Linked DNA regions of Mus musculus: region 1 is linked to region 2. Evidence: chromatin loops called from intact Hi-C (ENCODE). Cell type or tissue: left cerebral cortex. All regions are shown on one strand. Region 1 overlaps Gm884 (predicted gene 884). Region 2 holds the start of Fmnl1 (formin-like 1).

Evidence for each region. Peaks named below come from ENCODE experiments on the same cell type or tissue, not always from the same donor. Only the 100,000 strongest peaks of a DNase experiment are listed, where the experiment ranks them.
Region 1: a loop joins it to region 2, with 4 times the contacts of the local background. A loop is called at or near these places in 3 of 42 quality-filtered maps.

What each region holds. Positions count from the first base shown.
Region 1 is chr11:103,554,300-103,559,299 of GRCm38, forward strand. The region is part of intron 7 of Gm884 (predicted gene 884); the gene reads right to left. Among named protein-coding and RNA genes, the nearest start is that of Lrrc37a, 52 kb to the left of the region's middle. In left cerebral cortex, a CTCF peak has its summit at 1,953 (motif pointing left); a DNase peak (open chromatin) is centred at 1,952.
Region 2 is chr11:103,166,689-103,171,688 of GRCm38, forward strand. Fmnl1 (formin-like 1) reads left to right here and starts at 4,450. Exons shown (of 26, transcript NM_001077698.1): 1 at 4,450-4,753. The coding sequence starts at 4,625. It overlaps Gm51919 (a long non-coding RNA gene), which reads right to left and starts at 3,888. Exons shown (of 3, transcript XR_003949776.1): 1 at 3,466-3,888; 2 at 2,194-2,343. In left cerebral cortex, CTCF peaks have their summits at 615 (motif pointing left) and 2,166; DNase peaks (open chromatin) are centred at 2,192, 3,657, 3,819, 4,031 and 2 more places; H3K4me3 peaks cover 1,607 bases; H3K27ac peaks cover 2,717 bases.

The DNA of each region.
Region 1 (5,000 bases), 390 kb after region 2:
AGCAATCTACAGATTCCATGTAATTCCCACCAAAATTCCAACACAATTCTTTACAGACCTTGAAGAAATAAGTCTAAACTTCATATGGAAAATCAAAAAACAAAACAAAACAAAAAAACCCTAAATAACCCAATTTAAAATGGGGTTCAGAGCTAAACAGAGAATTCTCAACAGAGGAATCTTGAATGGCCAAGAAGCATTTAAAGAAATGTTCAACATTCTTAGTTATTAGGGAAGTGCATATCAAAACATCTGAGATTCCACCTTATACCCATCAGAATGGCTAAGATCAAAAACTCAAATGACAGCACATATTAGCAGGACGTGGAGCAAAGTGAACACTCCTCCATTGCTGGTGGGAGTGAACACTGGCAGTTTCTCAGAAAATTGGGAATAGTTCTACCTCAAGACCCAGCTATACCACTTCTGGGCAAATACCCAAAGGATGCTCCACCATACTTCAAGGACACTTGCTCAACTATGTTCATAGTAGTTTTATTTCTAACAGCCAGAAACTTGAAACAACCCAGATATCCCTCAACCAAAGAATGGATAATGAAAATGTAGGTCATTTACACAATACTACTCAGCTATTAAAAACAAGAACATCATGAAATTTGCAGGCAAATGGATGGAACTAGAAAATATCATCCTGAGTGAGGTAATCCAAAAGGACATGCAAGGTATATACTTACTCAGTTATAAGTGGATATTAGTCACAAAGCACAGGATAACCACACTATAATCCACAGACCCAAGAAACCAAATATCAAGGAGGGTACAAAGAAGAATGCTTGAATCTCACTCAGAAGTGGAAATAAAATAGATATTGGAGGTAGATGGAGGGAGGGAACTAGGTGGGAGAGATGAATGGGGCAGAGGAATCATGTGTAGGGACAGCAGGGCTCGAGGGAATGGAAACTGGTGGCGGATGGGTGGGGTGTCATCTCTAAGATGTGCCAGAGATCGGAGATGGGGAAGGCTCCAGGGAGTCTATGGGGTAACTCTAGCTGAGACGGCTCTCAGTGAGGGATATGGAGCCTGAAGTGGCCACCTCCTGTAGCAAGGCAGGACTTCCAGTGGAGGGTTAAGGACACCAACTCAACTAGAAAATCTTCTACCCAAAATGTGTCCTGCCTACAAGATATACAGGAAAAAAGATGGAGCAGAGACTGAGGGAATGACTGGCCCAACTTGAGACCTATCCCATGAGCAGCAAACAATCCTTGACACTATTAATGATACTCAGATATGCTTGCAGACAGGAGCCTAGCATAATTGTCCTCTGAGATACTTCACCCAGAAGCTGATGGAAACAGACACACAGCCAAACATTAGATGGAGCTTGGGGGGTCTTGTGGAAGAGTTGGGGGAAGGATTGAGGGACCTAAAATGGATAGGAGCTCCACAAGAAGATCAACAGAGTCAACTAACCTGGACTCTTGGGGGTTCCCAGAGACTGAACCACCAGTCAAAGAGCAATCATAGGCTGGACCTAGATACCCCCCTCCATACATTACAGATGTGCAGCTTGGTCTTCATAACAGGTCTCCAACAACTGGAATGGGGGTTGTCCCTGACTATTGCCTGCCTGTGGATCCCATTAACCTAACTGGTCCACCTTGTCTGGCCTTAGTGGAAGAGGATGCACCGAGTCCTGCAGTGACTTGATGTGCCAGGATAGGTTGGTACCAGGGGGAGAGGCATGGACTCCCCCTTCTCAGAGGGGGAGAGGGGAGTATGGGGGCGGAGAGGCTGTTGTGGGGGCTGTAATAGTGATGTAAAGTGAATAAATAATTTAAAAAAGAAAGATCTTTTTAGGACTTGGATAAGAACTTAGATAAGGAGAGGCCTGAAAAAAAAAAAATCCATGCTAAGTTACAAGCAATAGAACAAAAATTAGACAACTCTTCAGATGAATCAATCTGAAGCCTATGGTGCCACCTTTTGACAAGACTGCAAAATGGCAGCCCAAGCCCATTTGACAAGCTATAATGATCCTTCCAGCTAAAATAAGACAATTAGCTCCAGATGAGAAATCTACAAGGGCTTAAGAAATTTGCACGGAAGATCATAGTCTTACAGAGTCTTAAAAAGATTTAAAGAAGTAGTAACACCCTATGCTTTACATTTACCCTATGTAAGACAGATACTTAATAATTGGGCCACACAAAATTGTATAATTCCAAAAGACTGTAGAGAGCTGATGTCAGACATCTTAGAATCTGACCCTCAACTACAATGGCTGACATGGTAGAAAGATGAGGCTTCAGTTATGGAGCAACAAAACCCAGACAGAGGCATCAATATTGTCAAGGATCAGTTGCTAGGTAAAGGTCAATATTCTGAATTAAAAGTACAGATTATGACCTTGGGCGTGGAGTCGGAGGACACCCCCAAAGTCCCTAGAGGACTCTCCACGTGATCTTAGGACCACCGGTGAGTGGAACACAACTTCTGTTCCATTCCAATCGCGCGCGGGACCTGAGACAGCATTAGGGAAGCAGAAAACCTGACCTGACCAGGGTCACAAGTCCCTTCTGGTTAGTGCCAGCACCTGGTCACCTTGGGTGCGGAGTTGGTGGACACCCCCAAGGTCCCTAGAGGACAGCTTCTGAGGCAGACCCCATTTCAGGCTCCAGACATCTGGGCATCTTTCCTGCCAGAGGAGAGGTGTCTGCCCTGCCCTGGGAGGGCTTTGCTGGAGCACCTCGGGGAGCCATCTTGGTTTCCAGATCCCTCTGAGACTAGTCTGCGCAGATGAGAGTGTGGAATACAGAAGCTAACAGCTTCTGGGACAAGCCAAAGTGAGACAGCTTCTGGGACAGGCCCTGTTTCAGGCCTTCATCTTATCTTCTACCAGGAGGCAGGTCCTAAACCAGATATCTGTGCACCTTCCCTGCAAGAGGAGAGCTTGCCTGCAGAGAGTGCTCTGACCACTGAAACTCAGGAGAGATCTAGTCTCCCAGGTCTGCCGATAGAGGCTAACAGAATCATGGGAGGAACGAGCTCTAACCAGAGACAACTATAACAACTAACTCCAGAGATTACCAGATGGTGAAAGGCAAACGTAAGAATCTTACTAACAGAAACCATGACCACTCACCATCATCAGAATGCAGCACTCCCAACTCACCCAGTCCTGGGCACCCCAACACACCCAAAAAGCTAGACCCGGATTTAAAAGCATATCTCATGATGATGGTAGAGGACATCAAGGAGGACTTTAATAACTCACTTAAAGAAATACAGGAGAACACTGCTAAAGAGTTACAAGTCTTTAGAAAAACAGGAAAACACAACCAAACAGGTAGAAGTTCTTAAAGAAAAACAGGAAAACACATCCAAACAGGTGATGAAAATGAACAAAACCATACTAGACCTAAAAGGGAAGTAGACACAATAAAGAAAACCCAAAGTGAGGCAACTCTGGAGATAGAAACCCTAGGAAAGAAATCTGGAACCATAGATGTGAGCGTCAGCAACAGAATACAAGAGATGGAAGGGAGAATCTCAGGTGCAGAAGATTACATAGAGAACATGGGCACAACAATCAAAGAAAATGCAAAGAGATCCTAACTCAAAACATCCAGGAAATCCAGGACACAATGAGAAGACCAAACCTACAGATAATAGGAGTAGATGAGAATGAAGATTTTCAACTTAAAGGGCCAGCAAATATCTTCAACAAAATTATAGAAGAAAACTTCCCAAAAACCTAAAGAAAGAGATGCCCATGGACATACAAGAAGCCTACAGAACTCCAAATAGACTGGACCAGAAAATAAATTCCTCCCGACACATAATAATCAGAACAACAAATGCACTAAATAAAGATGGAATATTAAAAACAGTAAGGGGAAAAGGTCAAGCAACATATAAAGGCAGGCATATCAGAATTACACCAGACTTTTCACCAGAGACTATGAAAGCCAGAAGATCCTGGACAGATGTTATATAGACACTAAGAGAACACAAATGCCAGCCCAGGCTACTATACCCAGCCAAACTTTCAATTACCATAGATGGAGAAACCAAAGTATTCCACGACAAAACCAAATTCACACATTATCTTTCCACGAATCCAGCCCTTCAAAGGATAACAACAGAAAAAGAAACAATACAAGGACAGAAACCACGCCATAGAAAAAGCTAGAAAGTAATCCTTCAACAAACCTAAAAGAAGACAGCCACAAGAACAGAATGCCAACTCTAACAACAAAAATAATTTTGTTGCAACAATTACTTTTCCTTAATATCTCTTAATATCAATGGACTCAATTCCCCAATAAAAAGACATAGACTAACAGAATGGCTAAACAAACAGGACCCAACATTTTGCTGCTTACAGGAAACCCATCTCAGGGAAAAAGACAGACACTACCTCAGAATGAAAGGCTGGAAAACAATTTTCCAAGCAAATGGTCTGAAGAAATAAGCTGGACTAGCCATTCTAATATCTAATAAAATCGACTTCCAACCCAAAGTTATCAAAAAAGACAAGGAGGGGCACTTCGTACTCATCAAAGGTAAAATCTTCCAAGAGGAACTCTCAATTCTGAATATCTATGCTCAAAATGCAAGGGCAGCCACATTCATTAAAGAAACTTTAGTAAAGCTCAAAGCACACATTGCACCTCACACAATAATAGTGGGAGACTTCAACACACCACTTTAATCAATGGACAGATTCTGGAAACAGAAAATAAACAGGGACACAGTGAAACTAACAGAAGGTATGAAACAAATGGATTTAACAGATATCTACAGAACATTTTATCCTAAAAGAAAGGGATATACCTTCTCAGCACGTCATGGTACCTTCTCCAAAACTGACTATATAATCGGTCACAAAACAGGCCTCAACAGATACAAAAATATTGAAATTGTCCCATGCATCACCATGGACTAAGGCTGATCTTCAATAACAACATAAATAATAGAAAGTCAACATTCACGTGGAAACTGAACAACACTCTTCTCAATGATACCTTGGTCAA
Region 2 (5,000 bases):
CATTCATCAACACTGTCCTTTTTCTTTGTTAGAGTATCATGTAGCCCAAGCTGGCCTTGAACTCACCCTGAAGTCGATGCTGGATCCGAACACCCAATTTTCAGCGCCTCCACACTAGTGCCATATTATAGGCTTGTGCTATTACACTAAGCTGTGTGTGTGTTTTCATGTGCAGCAAGTATGCTTATGTGTGTGCATGTGGAGGTCAGAAGTCAATGCCCAGTGTCTTCCTTCACCACTCTCCTCCTTATTTTTTAAACTTATTTTATTAATCATTAGCGTGCGTGCATGTGTGTGTGTGTGTTTGCCATGAAGCGGTGGTCAGAGAACAGCTTTGTGGAATAGGTTCTCTTGAACTTTTATGTAAGTTCCAGGAATTGAACTCAGGTCTTATTTATGTAGCAAGTACCTTTACCTGCTGGGCCATGTTTCTGGGTCTCTGCCTTATTATTTAAAAAAGTATTTTGGGGGCTGGAGAGATGGCTCTTAAGAGCACTGACTGCTCTTCCGGAGGTCCTGAGTTCAAATCCCAGCAACCACATGGTGGCTCACAACCATCTGTAATGAGATGATGCCCTCTTCTGGTGTGTCTGAAGACAGCTACAGTGTACTTACATATAATAAATAAATAAATACATATTTTTAAAAATTTATATGTGTGGGTATTTTGCTTGCATGAATATTTGTATATTACTTGCATGCTGTGTTGGTGGAGACCTGAAGAGGGTGTCAGAACTCCTGGAACTGGAGTTACAAATGTTAGCCACCATGTGGGTGGTGGCAATGGAACCAAGGTCCTTTGGAAGAGCAACCAGTGCTCTTTCTGGGTGGTGGGATGGTGTTGAGGCAGTATTGAGGCAGTATTTCACTGTGTAGTCTTGGCTGGCCTGGAGCTCACTATGTGGACCAGTCTGACCTTAAACTCATAGAGATCTACTTGCTTCTGCCTCCCAAGAACTGGGATTAAAGATGGATACAACCGTACCTGGCCTGCACACAGTGCTATTAACTTATGAGCCATCTCTCTAGTCCCCTCCTCCCTTTTACATTTTTTTTTAATCCTCTCACTGAACTTAGAGCTAGCTCACTGGACAGCAAACCTACAGGGAACCCCTACTCCTAATCTGCCATCTGCCTGGCTGAGATTACAGGCACTCGTTATATATATATTTGTTTGTTCTTTTTCTTTTTGGTTTTTCGAGACAGGGTTTCTCTGTGTAGCTCTTGGCTGTCCTGGAACTGAACTCACTTTGTAGACCAGGCTGGCCTCGAACTCAGAAATCCGCCTGCCTCTGCCTCCTGAGTGCTGGGATTAAAGGCGTGCGCCACTATGCCCGGCTATATTTGGTTTTTGATTTGGGTGCTAAAGATCTGCACAGTAAGAACTCTATCAATGGACCCCTCACTGTGGCCTTTTGTCATTTATAAGAGTGGGGTTTGCTGGATAGCCAGATTTTCTTCCTTCCTTCCTTTCTTCCTTTCCCTCCCTCCCTTCCTTCCTTCCTTCCTTCCTTCCTTCCTTCCTTCCTTCCTTCCTTCCTTCCTTTTCTTCCTTCCTTTCTTCCTTCCTTCCTTTTCTTCCTTCCTTCCTTCCTTCCTTCCTTCCTTCCTTCCTTCCTTCCTTCCTTCCTTCTGTCTATTTGCATGTATGCCTGCATGACAGAAGAGGGCATCAGATCCCATCATTACAGATGGTTGTGAGCCGCCATGTGGTTGCTGGGAATTGAACTCAGGACCTCTGGAAGAGCAGCCAGTGCTCTTAACCCCTGAGCCATCTCTCCAGCCTGTTAGCCAGATTTTCTTAATTAAACTCCCCATTCTTCTGCCTCAGTATCCAGAGTGCAGAGTTCATGTGCGTGCCTGCTCACCAGCCTAACCTTTTCCTTTCTTCTCTTGCAGTATCGAGGCTTGAACCCAGGGCTCTGTGCATGCTGTGCACTTTGCACTTGACCACAGAGCCACATCCATAGCTTGCCTTTCTCCTTAAAGAGACATCTACTGACTACTGATACATGCTCAGTCACCTGAGTTAGGAGTGTTCCCAATGGCTGCACATTCCTTCCATTAAAGATGACAAAGTGACAATGGTCTGGAAATGTCACCCTGGCTGTGTGACTGTATCGATCACCACAGCCATCAGTCCGTCCTGCCTGTCATACCACCTGCACACGGAAGGGGGCAACGCAGACTTACGGAAAGGAAACATTGTTCCTAAACTTGACAACCAAGCTTTGCTGGTAGAATTTTCTCCATTGTGGTCCATGTTTTGGGAAGATGCTTTCTATGAAGCCAACAGAATTGAATAGGTGATGATTGATCACATCTCCTTGGTAACTCACGTTCCTAGTCAGCAGGAGGGAGGATGTAGGGTTGTTAATATGATAATTTCCCACATGATAGGCCCTTTTCAGTTTAGCTTTATTTCCACCAGGTTTTGGGTGGGAGGCAATTGGCAATGAGGATGCAGGCTGGCAATTACTGCAGTAGAGGCCCAATTTCTGGCTTCTCGGTGTCCCTCAAAGTAGCAGTGATGGGCAGAGGAGGCATGGGCACTGACCCCACAAGTACTTCAATGCAGATACCCTCCCTCCCAGCTTCTGAATCCGTTCCTTGCTAGGCTGTGTCCAAGGTTAGGGACACCTTAAGAGTCCCAGAAGCCCCATCAGTAAGCAGACAGCTGGGCACACAGCTGGGGCTCGAAGGAAACATTTGTTGATGAATTGAAAGAGACAGCTATGGAAGAATCAGGAAGTACAGTCTTTAATAAATAAACAAAAATCTCTCAACTACTAATCTCAGGCAAGGCCCAAGGTCAAGGCTAAGGAAGATGGAGGTAGGCATAGGGCAGGTACCCTTCCTATAGGCTCCAGGAGACCCTGTTTCCACCCACCCTGGAAGTCCTTGCTCAGGACATGAAATGAGACTATCTCTCCCATGGTGACAGGGGCGATGGTGAACTTGGCAGGAGGAAGGCTTTAATCAGGTCAAGCTGGGGAGCGTGCAGGTTTGTGTCTGGTTTTCCTCATAATTAGATAATTAATTTCCCAGTTCCTGCTGAATCCTTTGTCAGTGGCTTTGAGTATGAACTAGAGAGGTGGGAATGACCTAGAGTAGCCATTTAGAGCCCCTGGGCTGGCACAGAGAAAGTTCAAGGCTCCCTCAGTGTAGGGCACCTCACCCCATGGACTGGCAGAACAGGGAGGGGCTGACTCAAGAGCCCCACAGATTAAGTGGGAGAATTAGAGGTGTTAATTCAGGATGGAGTTCGAGCCCCGGTTATGAAGGCCTACCCCTTCTCCACTCTCCTACCCTAAATAAGAAGAGTCCGAGGCTATAGATTTTTGGATATGAACAGAGAGGCTCGTTTCTGCCCTAATTATCTGTGTGGCCTTGGACAAGACCCCTTGCTACAGCTACGGAAAGGCCCCTTGTTACCGTTACAGAAACAAGGACATCCATACCTACCTTTGCTGGTCACTATCACAGAAATCTTTCTGTAACTATCAGATAGCCAAGATTGTCATTCTTCAGCCAGCCTAGGTCCCTCATGGTGACAGTGTCAAGATTTTCCACCCATCTGAGGTGCCTGTTCCTCCCCCAGCCTAGCAGCTGCCTTTAACCCTTCTTAGTGCCCTACTTCTCCTTGGCACCACCACAGTGATCTCCAGGTTCGCCAACCTCATTTTTCCACGAGTGCCCCCAGTCTAAAACTGCTGAAGATGCTGGCACAGTCACATCTGGTCAGGTCTCAATTGACCTATGTCATTGTCCTCCAACCTGTTTGCAGATAATTCCCTCTGGTCCTCAGATCATCTCTGGGCCCAACGGAGGAGAGACACAGAGGTGGGGGGCCTGGAAGGGGGTTCCCATCTTCTTAGTTGGGGACCCCAAAGGGGGACCCCCAGCAGCAATTACGCCCACCAACCGCACCTCAGCGCCACCTTAGGTTTCTAAGGCGCGCGCGGATTGGTTGGACAATCTTCCGCCCGGGGGTCTGCCTCCTCCAGGCTCGGGCCTAGGGACCCCCCTACTGCCGGGCTTAGGGTGGAGAGCTGCGGTTCTAGGACCCGGAGGCGCCGGGCGAGCGCGCCGCTGTGTTCTCGGCCTCGCCTGGGTCGGCTCCGGCTCGGGCAGGTGCATCGGCGGCCGCCCCCTCCGCCGCAGGTGCACTGCTCGGCAGCCCCCAGCCGGCGCGCCATGGCTGCGGAGGACCCCCGGCCGTCGCCCGCGCCCGCCCCCTCCCTGCAGCCCGCCCCCCTGGGGCCGGGTGCGCGGCGGAGAACTGCGGTTTGCGCGCACCGGGAGCGGCAGCAGAAGTTCGAAAATCGCCGAGGGGGGAGCCCGCGCCGCAGCTTCCTGCCCCCGGCCCAGCCCTCTGGCCCCGGCCGCCTGCAACCCTACTTCCTCCCCGAGCCTCGGTCGCCGCCCGCTCCCTCGGACGGGGCCGCCGCGATGGGACGCCGCGCCCCGGCCCCTGCACGCCGCTGAGCCGAGAGCCACCTAGCCAAGCCTCGCCACACAGCGCTGCCCTTCGCTTCCAGGCTCCCGGAGCCTAGTCCGCGACCCCCAGGGAAAACTGGATCTCCGAGGCTGGAGGCGCCTGGCCGGCTGGGTGGGGACCACCATGGGCAACGCGGCTGGCAGCGCCGAACAGCCCGCGGGCCCCACCGCGTCGCCCCCGAAGCAGCCAGCCGTCCCCAAGCAACCAATGCCGGCGGCCGGGGAGCTGGAGGAGAGGTTCACGCGGGTCTTGGTGAGTGTGACCTGATGCGCACCAGGAGCCAGGGATGACAGGGGCTCCGCATGCGTCCCCGCCTCTTGGGACTCAGGTGCGGCTTGGAGATCCCTGGTCCACCTGCTGTCCCTCCAGAGGGGTAGGAGTAACACTGTCATCTTTCAGAGTGACTTGGCACCCCCCCCCCCAAGAAACTTTCTTTAGCCCCCTCCAGGAAGCTTTCTTAAGAGACCCCCCCATCGACCCCCTTCCTATGCTCCTAGTT